Regions from separate parts of the Homo sapiens genome. Here region 1 is linked to region 2. The links are chromatin contacts, found by Hi-C or POLR2A ChIA-PET in ENCODE. All regions are on one chromosome and are shown on one strand. The core of a region is the stretch at or near the end of the contact, and the rest is flanking DNA. Distances in the headings are between cores, read along the strand shown. Region 1 overlaps MACROD1 (mono-ADP ribosylhydrolase 1). Region 2 holds the start of NAA40 (N-alpha-acetyltransferase 40, NatD catalytic subunit).

Region 1 (5,110 bases), core at 1,548-4,047, 62 kb before region 2:
TGGTTCAGGGCGAGGCCCTTTAGTGGTCCCAGAGGAAGCAGAGCCACTGAGGTTGGGAGCCCAACCTTCCAGCCGTGTGGGCAAGTTTTGCTCTCTGTGCCTCAGTTTCTTCTTCTATAAACAGGAAAAATAATAAGACAGCGGCTGTAAATCACCACGCAGGTGCTTACCCAACAAGAAGGCTGACAAAGGCCATGGGGGGTGAGTCATACCAGCTACTTAGGAGGCTTAGGCAGGGCAACATAGCAAGACCCTGTCTCAAAAAAACACAGGCTCACATCTGTAATCCCAGCACTTTGGGAGGCTGAGACGGGTGGATCACTTGAGGTCAGGAGTTCAAGACCAGCCTGGGCAACATGGTGAAACCCCATCTCTACTAAAAATACAAAAAATCAGCTGGGCATAGTGGTGCGCCCCTGTAAGCTCAGCTACTCGGGAGGCTGAGGCATAAGAATCACTTGAACCCAGGAGGCAGAGGTTGCAGTGAGCCAAGATTGCACCACTGCACTCCAGCCTGGATGATATAGTGAGACAGAGGGCTGATATGAAGGAGCCATATCAGGGGGAGTTTAACGGTAGAGGAGGGTGGAGGGAAGAAGGGGCTGCAGGGAGGAGGCAGAGGGGCCTTAGGGGCCATCTTCTGGCCACAGGTGGAGGAAGGCTTCATCTTTGACCTGATGGAGAAACATCTCAGGGGGGTCCCGCCACCCAAGTGGGCTCTGCCTCCCCAGGAAAGACCCCAGGTTTTCTGCTGACTTGGGGTGAGGGTTGAGCTGGAGCCTGGAGGTTTGTTTTGGTGGCTGAGGGCCCTGGAGAGGAGACTAAGGGTTGGTCAGCTCCTGTGAACTGGGAATACCCCACCTCCACCAGGTAGCCCCAGGGATCAGGGCTGCTGGTCTTTTCCAGCTGCCTTGGGGTGGGGTGGGAAGAGGGAAGAGGGAAGGAAGGGCATCTCCCCTGAATGGGACCCCAGGAAGCTTGAGTCTCTAGGACCTAGCTTAGCCCCAGGTAAGAGCCAGGACAGGGCCTGGAGGGCAGAGCTAAGGGGACTCTGGGAGTGTGTGTGGGAGGGGTCCTTTGGGCCTATGGCTAAGGAGAGCAGGGTGGGGGGGTTCCCCTCTGCACTCTCAGGGGAGAGAGCGAGAAGGCTGGTGTGTGGACAGGGAGGGACACGCAGGCAAGAGGGGCCAGGCTGCACTCTAGCTTGTTGGGGTAGCAGTGGGCTGACAGTGACCTGTCCCTCATCTCTGCTTTAGGGGAGCCCCTCCCTGGGGCCCCTGCAGAGCCATCACCTGGCCCAGGCCCTGTTCTGGAACTGCTGGGGGTGAGGAGGGGGCATCTGGCCTGAGCCCTCTGCCAGCATTGATTCCAGCTCCCTCCACCTCCCTTGCGCCCCCAGGTCAGCCCCAAAGGCCTGGCTGCAGGCCAGTCCACTTCCGCAGGAAACATTAAATTCCTGAAACACTGAGCTCCACTTCCCCGCACGGGCCCCCACAGCTGGCCGAGGTCGCCTGCAGGGCGGTGAGCCCCCAGAGACTTCGAGCAGCCGGTGCCAGGTGCTCGACCCGGGAGGCTCCTAGGAGAGCCAGCTCAGACAGATCCCTGGGCTCACCCCCACACACTGTGAACACCCTGTGTGCACCCACCTCCCATCACACTGATGTACACATACCCGAACATGCCCACACTGTCACACTGTTGTTAATAACAGGATACACTCATGACCTCCATTCTTGCCAAGCACTGCCTTAAGCACATTACAAAGTTAGTTTAACTCAATCCTTCCAACAGCCCAATGAGCTCTGAGGTGGGTGCTATTATCCCATTTTCCAGATGGAGCAACTGAGACCCAGAGAGGTTAAATGATATGTGAGGGGTCACACATCTGTGGCTGGCAGAGCCAGGATGTGAACTCACGTTGCCCAGCTCCACAGCCCAGCCACGGCACCCCATTCGGAACACTCACTTCCCAGCACTGGGAGCTCCAGCCTGGACGCCCGCTCTGGGCCCTGCCTTCTTGCTCCATCTCAGCCTCGCCCTGGGCTACAGCTGCCTTTCTCCCTGCAGAGGAGAGGAGCAGGTGGAAGGGATCCAGGCCTGAGCCGTTCTCAGCGTTCCCCTAACCTCTCTGCCCACCCATCCCTGGGACGCTCTGGGAAATTGCCTGGTGCCAGCTCTGAGTAAAGTTGCAGAATGAGGTTTAATTGTGCCCCCAGGGCACGAGATCAAACAGCAAAAGAAAGGGGTGTGAGCTACCTGGCATCCCTGGAACTGTGCCGAGACTGAGGTGATGAAGGAGAAGGTGGCCTTGGTTTGTCCATCTGTAAAATGGGGAATGATGGTCCTCTCTTGATGCCCGCCTGTGAGCACCAGGCAGCTGGTGCCTGAGGAGCTCCTGGCGTGGGCGATCAGAGCTGCCAAAGATGGGCCCTGTCCTCCCGGCCAGCACGCGGCGTTTTCCTCTGTGGGAGGGTCGCTGTCCCGGTATTCCAGATAAGAGGGTGGACGCCAGAGAGGGGAAGGGGCAGGATCTCACAGCCGATGAGGGGTGAGCCCGGGCTGGACCCAGGCCTGCCTGAGGCCGCGCCTCTCCTGCGCGGTGCCCTGGCGAGGTTGGGCTGCTGGAGCGTTTCCTCCATGCCTCCCGCTGCGCCCCGGTTGTTTATCTGCGCCCGGGTCCCCAGGGTCGCTCGCGAGGCCCTGCAGCCGCCCTCGGATAAACAAGCCCATGCGGGGCCGTAATTAAGCTGGATGCGCTAACGAGGCGGTTCATTAACCAGCTGGGGTTTGCGCGCCAGGAGACTCGGGCCCGGGCGTCGGGCTCACCTCCCCGCGCGGCTGGAAGACCCAGACTCCAGCTACAGATCTGATCACCCTGTAACAAGGTGGCCTCGGTTTCCTCATCCGCAAAATGGGTCCTAGGGTTTGCCGCCGCCCCGTGATGGGGCGCCGCCTGGGGAGGTGGGCCTTGGGATCGCACCGACGCTGAGGCCCGGGCGGAGGCAGCGACTGGTCGCGGGCCCTGCAGCGCGCCCGGGACAGGGCTAGGGAGGGGCGTCGGGGAGGAAGCTTCCCCGTCACCCCGGCTCGGGCGGCGGTTCCTGTCCCGGCGGCCCCCGCCTCCCGGAGCCGCCCTGCCTGGGCCCTGGCGGCGCGGCCTGGAAGGGACAGGGTGGGCCGGGTGCGCCCCCTGCCGGCCTCCTTGCGCGACTTCCCGCCAGGCCCAGGGCCGTCCCGCTCTGCGCCTCGGTTTCCCCAGATGTGAAACATTCCGGGCGGGGGTGGGGGCAGCGGCCGCGGCCGGAGGCCACGGGGTTGGGGCGCGGCTCCGCATGGGTCCTCGCATCGCCGAGGGGCTTCTCGGGACTGAGGGTGCTCACCCCGGGGCCGCAGCCTTGCCAGGCCAGCTCAGTCGCGCCCGCCCTTCCCGCAGTGGACGGCTGCATTCATCGGGCCGCCGGCCCCCTGCTTACCGACGAGTGCCGGACCCTGCAGAGCTGTAAGACTGGCAAGGCCAAGATCACCGGCGGCTATCGGCTCCCGGCCAAGTGTGAGTCCCCGACGCGCCCCCAGCTGTGGGGCGCAGACAGGGCGCCCGTGTGTCACTGGGACATCAGGGGTGCGGCCCCCACAGGAGTGCTGGGGAACTCCTCAGGGGGCCCTTCTTAACCTTAAGGGCCAAGACCCGGCCCCCACCCCGCACACCCCAGGAAGCACATGGGGGAGACCGTGCGTGGAGGCTGAGGATGGAGCTGGGGGGCAACGCCTTCGCGCCCACACTCGCGCTCGGGTCTCAGCCGGGCCCATACAGATGTGGGGAGGGGGCGCGGGGCTCTGTGCGCGTGCGGATTCGGGCTCGAGGGGGCCCACAGGGGTGGGGGCCTTCGCGGAGGAGGCTCAGCGCTTGGGGGGAAAGGTGTTTCCTGCCCCCTTCTGCCCAGGCCGGCAGGGGGAAGCGAGGGAGCTGAGGACCGCGTAGACCCCCGCCGGTCTGACCCCGTCGCCCCCCGTAGACGTCATCCACACAGTGGGGCCCATCGCCTACGGGGAGCCCAGCGCCAGTCAGGCTGCCGAGCTCCGCAGCTGCTACCTGAGCAGTCTGGACCTGCTGCTGGAGCACCGGCTCCGCTCGGTGGTGAGGGACGGCCCGCGGGGGAGGGCGGGAGGCGGGGCGCAGTGACAATGTTCCAACCCCCTCTCACCCCTCCCCGCCCAGGCGTTCCCCTGCATCTCCACCGGCGTGTTTGGTGAGTCTGGAAGAAAGGCAAGGACCAGGAGTGGGCGGTGGACCCAGACGCCGGGAGGGGCCGGGGCGGACAGGGGAGTGGGCGGGGCCAGAGCCTAGGACTCACTCCCGCCCCACCCGCCTCAGGCTACCCCTGTGAGGCGGCCGCCGAGATCGTGCTGGCCACGCTGCGAGAGTGGCTGGAGCAGCACAAGGACAAGGTGAGTCCTGGGCCCGGGCGAGGGTGGGGTCCGCATCCCGGCCAGAGTGACCAGCCCCCATCATCGCCCAGGGAGTCAGGGTGCAGAGCGCAGGGCCAGGCCCGCCCCTTCCTTCCCTGTTTCTCCTGCGCAAGGGCGCCTGGCGGTGGCGAGATGGGGGTGATGGCACACAGCCGTGAGCCTCCGTGAAGGGCGCAGGGCCAGGCAGGTGAAAGCCTGCACCAGGGCAGGCAGTCACAGGATCCTGGGGCCAGGCGTGGCAGCTCGGCCCAGGCTGAGCAGCCCCTGGCGCAGGTGGACCGGCTGATCATCTGCGTGTTCCTCGAGAAGGACGAGGACATCTACCGGAGCCGGCTCCCCCACTACTTCCCCGTGGGTACGTGCCCCGCGCCGCCCCACGGCCCGCCCCTGCCCCGGTCCACCCTGGGGGCGGGCTCTCACTGTCCTCTGCCTTCCAGCCTGAGGCTCCCGCAGCCCACCCTGACCGGGACTGGTAAGCAGGGCCTCGCCCCGTGCGGCGGCCCCGGCCCTAGACTAACCCGCCCACTAACCCCCGCTCACCCCCAAGCAGGGCGGGAAACCACGGGGCAGCCTGGGAGGTCGGGGACGCCCATAGACACCTCTGACTCTGCTCTGCCCTCAGACCCGCCTTCGGGACCCCGCT
Region 2 (5,578 bases), core at 320-2,819:
TAGCAATCTACATCCATTATCTCACTTAATCTTCACTACTACCCTAAGGGGGAGGTATTAGCATCCCAATTACAGAGGTGAGGAAATTCAAACACATAAAGGCCAACTCACTGGCACACTATTATACCACCAGCAGCGAAGACGGGGCTGGAAGTGAGGTACCTCGGGCTCCAAAGTCAGGGTTCCCTTAAGGTGATGGAAATTCCATGTAAATACTAATATAGGCCTGTGTGGTGGCTCACGCCTGTAATCCCAGCACTTTGGGAGGCCTAGGCGGGTGAATCACGAGGTCAGGAGTTCGAGACCAGCCTGGCCAACGTGGTGAAACCCTGTCTCTACTAAAAATACAAAAATGAGCCGGGCATAGTAGCGGGCGCCTGTAATCCCAGCTGCTGGGGAGGCTGAGGCAGGAGAACCGCTTGAACCCAGAAGAAGGAGGATGCAGTGAGCCGAGATCGCGCCATTGCACTCCAGCTTCGGCGACAAGAGCAAAACTCCATATCAAAAAAAAAAAAAAAAAAAAAAAAAAAGAATACAGCCAATACTAGGAAAAGCGTTATCTTTTTAGGAGGGTGACTGATACTGCTGTAATTGAGACTTAGTAAGGTGAACGCACAGAAACTTGCAAATAACTTCTGCCCTACCCTATATCCCGGGAAAGTAAACTAAAATGCACCTCCAGGCTGCCGGCACGGAACAAGTGGTCAATATCCATCCGCGGCTGGGCCGCCGCCCCCGCCTCCCCGCATCTTCCCCGCACACCTGCACAGCCCTCCCCTTGCAAAAAACACCTGCACTACCAAAACCCCTAACAACCCAAGCGGTCGTAAGAACCATTTCATTGCAACCAGGAGGCGTCGAAGGCAGGAGTCTATGGGAAAGGAAGGCTGTGTTTATCAGGAGCAGCAGGAACCTGGTGGAGAGGTTTCGAAAGAGTGTAGGGGAACCGGCTTCGCTGAGACTCGAGTAACGGGAAGGGCAGTGGACTGGGATTCGGGAGGCCCAAGGTGGGGTCTGACGCCCCCGACAATATGACCTTGGCTAGGCGCCTTCTTTCCTCTGGGCCTCAATTCCCTCCAAGCCAGGGTTGACCTCGGATGTGAAAAGCGACGAAGCTGGTGACAGCCAGGTGATGAGTGACCCTGGGGGAGCGGGAAGCTAACCCCAGGGTCCCCGCGGGGGACGGTGGTGGGGAGGCCAGTAACGGGTCCGCGAAGCAGGAAGGGGCGGGCGTGACGCTGGGGGCGCCGAGGGGGTGGGGCCCCGGACCAGGGGCTCTCCAGAGGATTCCCGGGCTAGGCCTAGCGTAGGGACCCTTAGAATGGGGGAGTCGGGTCATGTGGGGGTCAGGGGTCACGTGAGGCTGGAGGGGGTCGGGGTCACGTGAGAGGGGGGTTTAAGAACAAAGGGGGCGAGGGTAGCGAGGAGCGCCCCTGGACCTCCCATCTCCTCTCTCTGCCTCACTCACCCCCATAGCGGCGGCGACAACGCTCAGCTTCTTCTTCACACACTTGCCGGCAGGGAGGCGGCAACGGCGGTGGCTGCAACAGCGGCGGCAGCAGAGCGGACGGCCCTGCAACGCGCATGCGCCTCGCAGCTTCCCCCCCCCCCCCCGCCCAACCGCGCGCCCTCGTACCGCGCCGGCGCAGAACCGGCGCAGGGCAGCGGTGAGCCGGCGCGCAGGTGGAGCGCCCGCTAGGCTGGCCGAGGGTCTCCGACCAGGAGGAGGCGGGAGCGCGGAGGAGCGTCGCGCCGGGAATGACGTGCGGCCAGAGCCCGCCCCCTCGCAGGGCTGCGTCTGTAACTATGGCAACGGCGGCGCCAGGCCTGGCTGCTCACCCAGGCCGTGAGTCGCGCGCCGCTGGGGGCCGGGTGGTTGGCAGCACCTCCCCTGCGGCCAGCGACTCCTTGGCCCCGCGCGTAGCAGCCGGCGGCACAGCCACCTTCCCAGGCGGCCAATCGCGTCTCGACCTCTAAAGTACCTGCCCCTCCAGAGCCCTAGCGCGCGTAGCGGAAGTCTTTGGAAACTTTCCCACCTTCCAGATCTTGACTCTTGAAATTCCTTTTCTAACCAGAGTCCTGTTACTCATTCATTCGTCTTCTAACCATTCATTCCCCCTCATTCATTCACGTTCTCAATAAAAATTAACTCGCATCTACGCGGTGCTGAGCCCAGGGGGCACAGAGAGGAGCGAGGTGCCATCTCAGCGCCACACCTCAGGGTTTAGAGGGGAGACGGGCACGTAAGCACTGTTTAGGAGAGAGTGGACAGTGCTGTTAGCGTGAACACCAGGCATCCCGGAAAGTTTTAATTTCAACCCATCCCCAGCACACCGGAGTGACCCGCACGTGACCCGAATCCAAACCGCCGGGGGCGCTTCCGCAGTGTGCACACCTCTGCCAACCTCCCCCAGAATCTCCAGGGGTGGAGCCAGAGTCTTCACTTCCTAGTGCTCCCCAGGTAGGGAGCGAAAATTAGTGAAATGCTTCAAGACGAAAATTAGTGAAATGCTGCCCAACACTTAAGCTTCATGGACTTTTTCAGGTTTTGCTCATTATTCCATCTTTTTGTTTTTTTAAGAGACAGGGTCTCGCGGTCGCCCAGGCTGGAGTGCAGTGGTGCAATCACAGCTCACTGCAGCCTCGACCTCCTGGGCTCAAGCGATCCTCCCGCCTCAGCCTCCTGAGTAGCTGGGACTACAGGTGTGCACTACCATACGCAGCTCAATTTTTATTTATTTTTTGTTGAGATGGGGTCTCACTGTGTTACACAGACTGGTCCCAAACTCCTGGGCCCAAGCGATCCTCCCACTTTGGCCTCCCAAAGTGCTAGGATTACAGGCGTCAGCCACTGTGCTTAGCCTCATTATTCCAACTTTAGTGCTCAGTACAGTGGTGGCCTCAACAACATTTATCCAGTGCCTACTGTATGCTAGGCACTGTTCCAAGCAGCAAGGAAAACAACAATAAGAAACAGAATAGGCACCACCCTTGTATCCTAGAAGGAGGAGACCGATAATAGATGAAATAAATAGGTAATATACATAGTTAGTTAAATGATACAGGCTCGGCCGGGCGCGGTGGCTCACGCCTGTAATCCCAGCACTTTGGGAGGTAGAGGCGGGCGGATCACGAGGTCAGGAGATCGAGACCATCCTGGCTAACACAGCGAAACCCCGTCTCTACTAAAAAAATACAAAAAATTAGCCGGGCAGGGTGGCGGGCACCTGTAGTCCCAGCTACTCGGGAGGCTGAGGCAGGAGAATGGCGTGAACCCGGGAGGCGGAGCTTGCAGTGAGCCGAGATTGTGCCACTGCACTCCAGCCTGGGCGACAGAGAGAGTCTCAAAAAAAAAAAAAAATGATACAGGCTCTAGAAGGAAGAAAAAGCAGGGAGAGAGCACAGGGAAGGTCAAGATTTATAGTTGTGGCCTGGCGCAGTGCCTCACACCTGTAATCCCAACACTTTAGGAGGCTGAGATGGGCGGACTGCTTGAGCTCACGACTTTGAGACCAGCCTGGGCAACAGAGTAAGATCCTGTCTCTGCAAAAAAATTTAAAAATAAAAAAAAATTAGCCAGGCGTGGTGGCGTGTACTTGTGGTCCCAGCTACTCTGGAGGCTGAGGTTAGAGGATTGCTTGAGCCCGGGAGGTGAAGGTTGCAGTGAGCCGATAGCGCCACTGAACTCCAGCCTGGGTAACAGAGCCAGACTCGGTCTCAAAAAAAAATAAAATAAATAAAAGCTTGGCGCAGTGGCTCACACCTGTAATCCCAGCACTTTGGGAGGCCGAGGCAGGCAGATCACGAGGTCAGGAGATCGAGACCATCCTGGCTAACACCATGAAACCCCATCTCTACTAAAAATACAAAAAAATTAGCCGGGCATGGTGGCAGGCGCCTGTAGTCCCAGCTACTCGGGAGACTGAGGCAGGAGAATGGCATGAACCGGAAGGCGGAGCTTGCAGTGAGCCAGGATCGTGCCACTGCACTCCAGCCTGGGCAACAGAGCGAGACTCTGTCTCGAAAAATAAAATAAAATAAAATAAAATAAAATAAAATAAAATAAATAAAAAAGGCCGGGCACGGTGGCTCACGACTGTAATCCCAGCACTTTGGGAGGCCAAGGCGGGAGGATTACCTGAGGTCAGGAGTTCAAGACTAGCCTGACCAACATGGAGAAACCCTGTCTCTACTAAAAATACAAAATTAGCTGGGTGTGGTGGCACATGCCTGTAATCCCAGCTACTCGGGAGGCTGAAGCAGGAGAATCACTTGAAGTGGGGAGTCAAAGGTTGCAGTGAGCCAAGATTGTACCGTCGTACTCCAGCCTGGGCAACAAGAATGAAACTCCATCTCAAAAAAAAAAAAAAGAGAGAGATTTATAGTTTTAACTAGGATGCTCAGGAAAGGCAAACATGAGGTGATACTTGAGTCAAGATCTGAAGGTGAGGGAGCAAGTAATGAGGACGTCTGGGGAAAGGGCATTGCAGGCAGAGGAGGTCCTAGAACCACCCTGGCTTCTGGGTTGAGATGAGAATGTAGGGACAAGGTCAAAGGAAGGACAGTCCAGGCTGGGCAAGGTGGTGGCTCATGCCTGTAATCCCTGCACTTTGGGAGGCTGAGACAGGCAGATCACTTGAGGTCAGGAGTTTGAGACCAGCCTGGCCAACATAGTGAAACCCCATCTCCACTAAAAATACAAAAACTAGCCAGGCGTGATGGCAGGTGCCTATAATCCCAGCTACTCGAGAGGCTGAGGCAGGAGAATTGCTTGAACATGGGAGGCGAAGTTTGCAGTGAGCCGAGATCAGGCCACTGCACTCCAGTCTGGGCGACAGAGCAAGACTCTGTCTCAAAAAAAAAAAAAAAAAAAAAAAGAAGGACAGTGTCCAGAGGCCACTGCTATAATCAAGGCAACAGATGAAGCCTCCACGGTTGAGCAGCGGCAGAGGTGGGAGAAGGGCATTGAAGGTAGAGCCTACAGGACTTGCAGATTTGGTGTGGGGTGTGAGGGAAGGATCAGAGCCAAGCTACTTAGCCTGAGCTGCTAGAAAAATGGAGTGGCTTCAATTGAGATGTGGATGACTTTGAAAGGAGCTGGCTTGAGTATAGGGAAGATCAGGATTCTGTTTTGGCCACATCAGGTCTGAGTGCTTTTTAGACGTTCTGGTGGAGACGTGGGGTAGTCAGAGTTGAACTCAGGAGAGGGGTCCACGCTGGAGATAACAATTTCAGCACAGTCGGTGAATAGATAATATTTAAAGCTGTGAGACTGGCCGGGCATGGTGGCTCACGCCTGTAATCCCAACACTTAGGGAGGCTGAGGCAGACAGATCGTTTGAGGTCAGGAGTTTGAAACCAGTCTGACCAACATGGTAAAACCCCGTCTCTACTAAAGTACAAAAAAACCTTAGCTGGCCATGGTGGCAGGCACCTGTAATCTCAGCTACTCGGGAGACTGAGGCAGAAGAATCGCTTGAACCCAGGAGGCGGAGGTTGCAGTGAGCTGAGACTGCGCCACTGCACTTCAGCCTGGGTAACAGAACGAGACTCCCTCTCAATAATAATAATAATAATA

What was found. Hi-C counts contacts between places; a loop is a spot of excess contacts on that map. ChIA-PET counts read pairs that join two places held with the same protein, here RNA polymerase II (POLR2A). Pooled maps may share reads with other maps.
Region 1: a loop to region 2 is called in a pooled map, with 2.9 times the contacts of the local background. The contact joins the enhancer-like site here to the promoter of NAA40 in region 2. A Hi-C loop is called at or near these places in 4 of 50 pooled maps. POLR2A ChIA-PET finds 5 or more read pairs at or near these places in 8 of 52 experiments (A673, Caco-2, GM12878 and 5 more).

What each region holds. Positions count from the first base shown.
Region 1 is chr11:63,998,667-64,003,776 of GRCh38, reverse strand. It overlaps MACROD1 (mono-ADP ribosylhydrolase 1), which reads left to right. Exons shown (of 11, transcript NM_014067.4): 5 at 3,434-3,550; 6 at 4,014-4,135; 7 at 4,217-4,247; 8 at 4,373-4,446; 9 at 4,741-4,822; 10 at 4,905-4,939; 11 at 5,090-5,110. The coding sequence ends at 4,909. Among named protein-coding and RNA genes, the nearest start is that of OTUB1, 15 kb to the right of the region's middle. RefSeq lists enhancers at 2,707-3,214, 3,227-4,162, 4,500-4,589, 4,163-5,100 and silencers at 2,900-3,479, 4,130-4,369. Within about 2 kb of position 2,797, at least 5 of the 41 ENCODE cell types and tissues checked have a DNase peak (open chromatin) inside an H3K27ac peak, as active enhancers do.
Region 2 is chr11:63,934,993-63,940,570 of GRCh38, reverse strand. It overlaps NAA40 (N-alpha-acetyltransferase 40, NatD catalytic subunit), which reads right to left and starts at 1,569. Exons shown (of 8, transcript NM_024771.4): 1 at 1,469-1,569. The coding sequence starts at 1,474. RefSeq lists silencers at 1,463-1,648, 1,578-1,657, 1,918-1,967 and enhancers at 1,688-1,827, 2,066-2,566.